Linked DNA regions of Homo sapiens: region 2 is linked to region 1. A link is an interaction called in ENCODE POLR2A ChIA-PET data of the cell type or tissue named here. Cell type or tissue: A673. All regions are shown on one strand. Each heading gives the region's core, and the rest is flanking DNA. Links, peaks and the distances in the headings are about the cores only. Region 1 overlaps HMMR (hyaluronan mediated motility receptor). Region 2 has its middle 24 kb from the start of MAT2B.

Region 1 (4,398 bases), core at 266-4,265:
ATGCTGAAAAAATATATTTGATATGTTGGGTTAAATAAAATATATTAAGATTTTTACTTTTTAAACACACTACTAGAAAAATTTAAATGCATAGGTGGCTTGCATTATTTTTATTGGGCAGGACTATTATAGACACTCTTTTCTTAGAAATTGATGTAAGTGGTTTGACTTAAATTTCTTGAAGAAACTGTTCTGTAATTTTGTAATTTATAAAGCCCCTTAGAAAACTAAATTACATACAAGTTTGTATGGAGCCCCAAAATAATAGTCCTTCCCCATAAAAAATTTCATGGAGTGTGAAATTAATAAACATGACACTGATGTCACCCCCACCTCCTGCCCCACTTAGAAACATCTGAAACAGATTTCATTCAAGATGTTGATGCCTTTCTTCCATTTTTAGATGGAAAAGATATTCTTTTTCTAGCCATTGTGTCAGAAAGTCTGTTGGATATAAAAAGATATAGTGTGAAAATTATATGTCTTATTTAGAATAAAGCCAATGAGAAAATTAGAATCAGAGCTTATGCTGTTTCAGTTTTTATTTCTTTGCATCTGTATATTTTCCTCTTCGGGTATCAAAGTTTAAGTCGATTTCTCTTTGTAAGATTCTTTCTGAGATAGCATAATTAAATATTCAAGATGTGTTGCTATTTAACATTAGAGGGAGGCAGTCAGTAGCTTTATTCATAAAGTTCCACCTGTTCTTTTCACTGGGCTGATTAGGAAAATCCTGATTTATTGGGTTGAAAATTTCTAAACCTAAAATGTCTTGAGATTTTTAGAATATTTTATTTATCAGATGAGTGGCCTACACAATGTTTAACAGTGTAATGTTTAAAATAGAAACTAACTGATTGGATCCCTTCATCTTTTCTGATAACTGAAAAACAAATTTGGCTGTCATATCTGTGACATCTAAATTTGCTTATAAGTTTTTTTGGCTTTTAAACAGAAGGAATCTCAAAAGAATGATAAAGATTTGAAGATATTAGAGAAAGAGGTAAGCAGTGCTTTAAACTTAGTGAAAAGTACACATGATAGAAAGAGAGTTACACAGATTTAAGAGATAAGGATTCTGTTGCAGTGTGAGGAGTCCTGCAGTGAGGCAAACATGCCATCCAGAACAGTGCCTACAGGAAAACAGTTCTTACAGTATTTCACAGATCTATCCGGGCTATGTTAATGTGGTATGCTGGCAACGCCGAGATTAAAGATAGCCCACTTAATGAAAAACTGATAACTGAAAAATCATTATGTCAGTTGATTACAATTATATATGTGGATCAAATATTTATATCTATCCATCGTTCACAGTCTTCCTGTATGCTAACTTATGTTAACACAACATAGCTAGAGGATTTCTTAGTGAGCATGCAATCCTAGCTGGTTAGACTGTGATGAAGTTAGGCTAACTCGATGCATTGCTCTGCACAATAGGTATAGGCCTTCCTCATGGGTGAAATAACATAGAGCTGTGCTGTTTGATATGGTAGCTACTCACCACATGTGATGATCTAAATTAAATAAGAACTCAATTCCTCAGTTGCAATAATCACATTTCAAGTGCTCAGTAGCCACATGTGATTGGCAGCTACCATACTGGACAGGGCATTTCCACCATGACAGAAATTTCTATTGAACAGTACTAACCTAAAGAACCCATTTACTTTCCTAGCAATGCTAAGCAGCTCACTGTGAACTTTGCTTCTCTGCAGTCTTTTTTTTCTGTTTCCATTGCTGACCAACTCTTTTCCTCATGGATATATTCTTTCAATATATTAAAATCTTTCATTTGATTACAGTCGAATGTTGGCTTTCAACCAAGAGTATGTCAGAGTAACTGTAAATGTCTGCTCAGTTGCTCTGATTCTTTTTTATGTATTCTAATAATGTTAGCTATCATTTTACTGAGGGTACATGTAGGGGTTGATACTTACAGGAATAATCACTGAGTCTCAGTGAGATAGCTGGTAAGTGAGTGGTAGAGCCAGGATTAGAACTAATAATTTACACCAGTGACTTCATTGGGTATAGAATTTTAGGGTGGCAGGTTCCCCCCCATTATATTAAAAATATCATTTCATTGTCTTTTGGCTTCCACATTTTCTGTTGACAAATATTGGTTTGGGTTTTTTTTTGTTTTTTGTTTTTTTAATCTGGTAATAGCAGCAAGAATGATGGCTTGCCAATGCCTAGTACATTCTCCTCAGAAGCCCAGCTCTGCCTTCTTGAAATAAAAAACATTTAGCATTTTAAGCTAATTTGAATTTGTGTAATTGAAGCTAGAGAAAATAACTATTATAGGTGGAAATACCTTAAAAGTGAATAAATAGCGGCCGGGTGTGGTGGCTTACACCTGTAATCCTAGCACTTTGGGAGGCTGAGGCGGGTGGATCACGAGGTCAGGAGATCGAGACCATCCTGGCTAATATGGTGAAACCCCGTCTCTATTAAAAATACAAAAAATTAGCCGGGTGTGGTGGCCCGTGCTGGTAGTCCCAGCTATTCGGGAGGCTGAGGCAGGAGAATCGCTTGAACCCAGGAGGCGGAGCTTGCAGTGAGCCGAGATCGTGCCACTGCACTCCAGCCTGGGCAACAGAGCACAGAGCAAGACTCCATCTCAAAAAAAAAAAAAAAAAAGTGAATAGATAGCTTAATTGTACTTGGAACTTATGGCAACTAAAGTTCTTATGTTCTTAAAATGCATTAAGACTTTTAAGATGTATCATAGGTAAATATGATTATTCAAATAGCTAGTAACATTAGAATATCTACAAGCATAATGTCAAAATCAGAGATTTTTCCAGAAACTTTAGGGGTGATTATTGGTAGCATCTCCTTATGTTGGCATTCTATCAGTGAATCATTTATTATCACCTTGTTTTTGTCCAGATTCGTGTTCTTCTACAGGAACGTGGTGCCCAGGACAGGCGGATCCAGGATCTGGAAACTGAGTTGGAAAAGATGGAAGCAAGGCTAAATGCTGCACTAAGGGAAAAAACATCTCTCTCTGCAAATAATGCTACACTGGAAAAACAACTTATTGAATTGACCAGGACTAATGAACTACTAAAATCTAAGGTATCTGAGCCTCATGATAATATTTACAATTGAATAAATATAAACACGTTTTTTAGGGCCGGGCACGGTGGCTCACGCCTGTGTTCCCAGCATTTTGGGAGGCCAAGGCAGGCGGATCACCTGAGGTCGGGAGTTCGAGACCAGCCTGACCAACATGGAGAAACCCTGTCTCTACTAAAAATACAAAAATTAGCTAGGCCTATTGGCGGGCGCCTGTAATCTCAGCTACTCGGGAGGCTGAGGCAGAAGAATCACTTGAACCCAGGAGGTGGAGGTTGCAGTGAGCTGACATGGCGCCATTGCACTTCAGCCTAGGCAAGAGAGTGCGACTCCATCTCAAAAAACAAAACAAAACAAAACAACATACACCAGGCGATTCAGATTCATTTTGTTAAGCAAACATGTTTCAAGAAATCCTTTCTCAGGGACTTGCTTTAGAGTCTTGCAATGGACTTTCCAGCATATAGAGGTAAGTGACCACCCAAACAACCTTTCAAAAATGAACCAACAGGCCAGCCACAGTGGCTCACACCTGTAATTCCAGCGCTTTGGGAAGCTGAGACGGATGGATCACTTGAGGTCAGGATTTTGAGACTAGCCTAGCCTAACATGGCGAAACCCCATCTTTACTAAAAATACAAAAATTAGTCAGGTATGGTGGCGTACACCCGTAATTCCAGCTACTCAGGAGGCTGAGGCATGAGAATAGCTTGAACTCGGGAGGCTGAGGCATGAGAATAGCTTGAACTCGGGAGGTGGAAGTTGCAGTGAGCAACACGGCACTCCAGCCTGGGTGACAGAGTGAGACTCTGTCTTACAAAAATAAAATAAAAATAAACCAGCAAGTCACATTAAGGAAAAGAGGGATAAGAACAGTAGACTGGTACAGTGGCTCATGCCTGTATTTCCAGCATTTTGGAAGGCTGAGGGCTGGAGAATTGCTTGAGGCCAGGAGTTTGAGACCAGCCTGGGCAACATATCAAGACCCCATCTCTATAAACAAATTGAAAAATTAGCTAGGCATGGTGGTGGTGCACACCGGTAATCCCAGCTACTCAGGAAGATGAGGCAGGAGGATTGATTGAGCCCAGGAGTTTGAGATTATAGCGAGCTATGATCATGCCACTCCACTCTAGCCTGGACAGCGGAGCGAGACTTGATCTCTTAAAAAGAAAAGAAAAAAAAATTAAATCAATCAGTAATTATGGTGTAGGTCAAAGACTGTTCTCTCTACCAAAGTATATTAAAGTCAAAAACATAACCCCAGTGATAGGTAGAAAAATCAATATTTGTGTATTTTAAATATGTCTTAGC
Region 2 (4,398 bases), core at 326-4,325, 60 kb after region 1:
CTTCTGTGTTGGGTCTCCTGTTACCTGTGTTTCATTTCTTTCACTTTGTTGTGCTTTCTAGTTTTGGCTGCACATCTTTCAGTAGCTTCCTGAGAAAGGTTCCATAACAGATCCAAATGTGAAGGCTCGACTGTGAGTGCCTGGGTATATAATTTTAGCTGAGAAATCATTTTTCCCTGGAATTTTGAATGCATTGTTCCATTGTGTTTGTGCTTCCACTGTTGATTTTGTGAAGTCCAAAGACATTATGATTCCTTGTCCTTCGTATGTTTTCCTCTCTTCTCTGGAAGCTTGTCAGATCTTCTCTGTGTCTCTAGTGTTCTGAAATTTTACAGTGGTGCCCCTTGTTGTAGTTCTCTTTTCATTCATTTTGCCTTGTACTTGGTAGGTTCCTTCAATCTTTAAACTTAAATCCTTCACTATTTCACTGCTATTTTTCTCCTATTTTCTTTTTCATTCTACTTTATAGATATCACATCTCCTATTCTGACTGTAGGAGGCTGAATAATGACCCCCTCCCCTTCCCCAAGATGTCCATGTCCAAATCCCTAGAACCTGTGACTCTTATGACACGTGATTAAATTTAAAAATCTTGAGATGAGGAGGTTATCCTGGTGTGTCCAATGTAACAAGAGTCCTTTTAAGAGGGAGGCAGGAATTCAAAGAAGTAGGAAATGTGATGATGGAAGCAAGAGGTCAGAGTGATGCAAGGAAGCAGTCACAAGCCAAGGAATTCGGGCCTCCTCTAGAAGCTAGAAAGGCAAGAAAACGGATTCACCCCTAGATCCTCTGGAGAGAGCATGACCCCGGCAACACCTTGGATTTGGCCCAGTGAAACCCATTTCAGGCTAATGACTTCCAGAACAGTAAGACAGTAAACTCATGTTATTTATGCAATATGAGATAGCATCAATAAGAAACTAATACATGGATTCTTTGATTTTCATATTTTCTTCACAATTTTTCAGCTCTTTGTCTTTTTACATTCTGAGAGGTTGCTTTGACTTTTTTTTTTTTTGAGATGGAGTCTCGCTTGGTCGCCCAGGATGGAGTGCGGTGGCGCGATCTCAGCTCACTGCAACCTCCGCCTCCCTGATTCAAGCAATTCTCCTGCCTCAGCCTCCCGAGCAGCTGGGACTATAGGCATGCGCCACCACGCCCAGCTAACTTTTGTATTTTTAGTAGAGACGGGGTTTCATCATATTGGCCAGGCTGGTCTTGAAGTCCTGACATCGTGATCCACCTGCCTTGGCCTCCCAAAGTACTGGGATTACAAGAGTGAGCCACCCCGCCCGGCTGCTTTGACTTTTTAATACCCCTACAAATTCTTCTACTAAATTCTTTTTTGCTACCATCTTCTTAATTCCTAATAGCTTTTCTTTGTTCTCTGTATGCTTCCTTTTTTTAAAAAAAAAATTGCATCATTATCATGTTTCATGGATGTATGGGTTCTCATATATCTCAGAAATATCAATGGTAATTTTGTTTTTGTTACGTGGAGTTTTTTGTTGTTTTTTATTTTTGTCTTCAGGATATCTGTTTCCCCCATACTCCTTTGTTTTTGGTCTGTTTTTTCACCCCAGTGGAAAACCACTATTCTGGTACCAATGTAAGTGGTTTCCTTTAGTTGGGAAACCCCTATTGTCATTATTTTTAGGTTTTTCCTCCTGGGAGATTAGACTTCTCGGGCTTCTTCCAGTCTCCTGAGTGGAGGGCAAAGGTCTGACTGCCCATGGCCTGGTAAGCGCATGGAAGAAGCAGCCTGAGATCCCTACTGTTAAGCTATTAAATGAGAGTGCATCAAGGTGAACTTTTTTTTTTTTTTGAGACGGAGTTTCACTCGGTCACTCAGGCTGGAGTGCAATGGCACGATCTCAGCTCACCGCAACCTCCGCCTCCTGGGTTCAAGTAATTCTCCTGCCTCAGCCTCCCAAGCAGCTGAGATTACAGGTGCCTGCCACCATGCCCAGCTAATTTTTGTATTTTTAGTAGAGATGAGGTTTCACCATATTGGCCAGGCTGGTCTGGAACTCCTGACCTCAGGTGATCCACCTGCCTCGGCCTCCCAAAGTGCTGGGATTACAAGCGTGAACCACTGCACCCGAACATGTGAAAGTTTTATCACAGAGAAGTGATGCTAGGGGAAACAGAGAGCTCACCACATCACTATCATGTCTTTAAGCCATCTGAGCTAGCACTCAGGGCTCCTCTCATACCATCCACTTCCTACTTAGGGTGATCACATAATTAGTAATGTAGAGGCTCATTGTTAGAATCAAGTTTACCTGTTATAAAATAGGCTTTCTTAAGAGTGTGATATTCATCCAGTAGAGGCCTAGTCCCATGATAATAGGGCAAACAATTCTGAACTCCTTGCTAGATTATATTAGAGTTCCCACACAGTTTGAAGTTGCTGCAATTAGCATTCAGCCTTCATATGTTCACTTAATCCTCCTATTTTCAGCATAGTACCTGCCCATTTACTCCCCAACACACACACCTCAGTCTAGAACCCACCTCTGTCCAGGCTCAGTGGCTCACATCTGTAATCTGAGCACATTCGGAGGCTGAGGCAAGAGGATCACTTGAGCCCAGGAGTTTGAAACTAACCTAGGCAACATAGTGAGACGCTGTCTCTACAAAAAAATTAAAAATTACCCAAGTGCGGTGGTGCTGTGTAGTCCCAGCTACTCAGGAAGCTGAAGTGGGGAGGATCGCTTGAGCCTGGGAGGTCAAGGTCGAGGCTGCAGTGAGCAAAGATGGCGCCACTGCATTCCAGCCTGGGCAACAGACCAAGACCCTGTCTGGGAAAAAAAAGGAGGGGGAGGGAGGGGAGAAAATAGAACCTATCTGTGTTGGTCTCTCCAGGGAACAGATGTCCAGTCATCAGGAGCTGTTGGGGAGGGTGTCTGGGAATCTAACTTCACTTTTTCTTCTTTACTCTGTCCCTTCCCCTTTACCCAAGATTTCAGAGGTATCTGATCCCAAGCCTTTTGAGGATTTTTCAGAGTAAGTTAGTTTAGTTCTCAATCCACTTCTAGCCAAAATTCAGCTCTTTTGGGTAGGTTAAATCTCTTACCATTAGTTCCCTTGCTTTTCAGCTTCCAAAATTTTGTTCTGTTGTCACCTTTCTTGTTCTCTCTGTCCTTGTTGTGTTAGGCCTTTTTTTAAAAAAAATTTTTCCTTGGGATTTTGAGAGGAAAACAAAATTTGATACATGTATTCAATGCACTATCTTATTATAGAACACCATACCATTATTGACTTTACAGGCTTGGATCTTGAACCTCCTAACCCACTTTATGAGCTGAAACTCTCAGTTTTCTTTAGTTTGACACCTTACATAGCAGTGTATGATCTTCTGGCTTACTTGAGTTGCTGCTCTTTGCCATTATGTCTTTGGGAAAGTTAATTAACTACAACTGGAACACAAGTATCTTAGATATGGTCATCATTTAATACAAATGAAGCACAAAACTAGCCATTTCATTTTTGGCTACTAATACTGGCTGCCTTCACCTGGAAAAAATGATGCTGTTATTAGTAATAATTCCTATCATTTTTGGAGTAGCTTTTAGTTGAAAATATCTAAATATTCCTTGAACTCCTGTGGACTTCTTATTACAGACTTTCAAGTCTAAGCTTTAAAATTGAGAAAAATCAATTTTCTGATTCCTGCCAACAGCAATTCTTGGGGGATGATTAAGGATCAGCATGGCATATTAACATTGTTGATCTAAAACAAAGCTAGTAATTTTCATCCTTTACCCAATGTTCCAATCAGTGTTCTTAAGTTAATAATGTTAGCTTCCTGAAGCGAGCCTGCAGTCTTTATATTTTCCATTTGTAAGATATAGTTCAATTGGATTTTAGCAAGCAGTATTTGAATTTCCATTCCATAAGGTGGTGCTGACTAAATGCTAAGTGTAGTAAAATTGGTATTAGATCTCTTGTATTTGGGCACTTTAAGGATGATCTGGGCATGAAAATAGGACATTATGCTGTAGACAGTGTATTAATTTTTTATGTGGCTTTAATAAATTGCCACAAATGGAGTGGTTTAAACAACTCAAATATCTTACAGTTCTGTAGGTCAGTAAGTGTAAGGGGGTAGATGCAGTTAATATTTACAAAAGGATTAAAGTACAATCTTTATTAATTTGTAAATAAAGATTGAAATCTGACACAGGTCTTAGTGGGCTAAAATCAAGGTATCTGTAGGCTGCACTTCTTTCTAGAGCATCTAGGGGAGCCTAAGTTTTCGGCTTATTTGGATTGTTGGTGGAATTCAGTTCCTTGAGTCTGTGGGACTGAGGTCATTGCTTTCATGCAGATTATAAACTGAAGGCTCTTCCCACCTTTTGGAGGTAATCACCTTCCTTGGCTTGCGGCCCTGTC

What was found. Peaks named below come from ENCODE experiments on the same cell type or tissue, not always from the same donor. Only the 100,000 strongest peaks of a DNase experiment are listed, where the experiment ranks them.
Region 2: POLR2A ChIA-PET joins it to region 1 with 7 read pairs; 10 of 35 experiments call an interaction of 5 or more read pairs at or near these places.

Annotation. Positions count from the first base shown.
Region 1 is chr5:163,466,746-163,471,143 of GRCh38, forward strand. It overlaps HMMR (hyaluronan mediated motility receptor), which reads left to right. Exons shown (of 18, transcript NM_001142556.2): 4 at 956-1,003; 5 at 2,896-3,084. Among named protein-coding and RNA genes, the nearest start is that of HMMR, 8.3 kb to the left of the region's middle. In A673, for the core only: no CTCF peak of the experiment used is centred there; no DNase peak of the experiment used is centred there; H3K27ac peaks cover 1,320 bases.
Region 2 is chr5:163,527,133-163,531,530 of GRCh38, forward strand. No RefSeq gene overlaps it. Among named protein-coding and RNA genes, the nearest start is that of MAT2B, 24 kb to the left of the region's middle. In A673, for the core only: no CTCF peak of the experiment used is centred there; no DNase peak of the experiment used is centred there.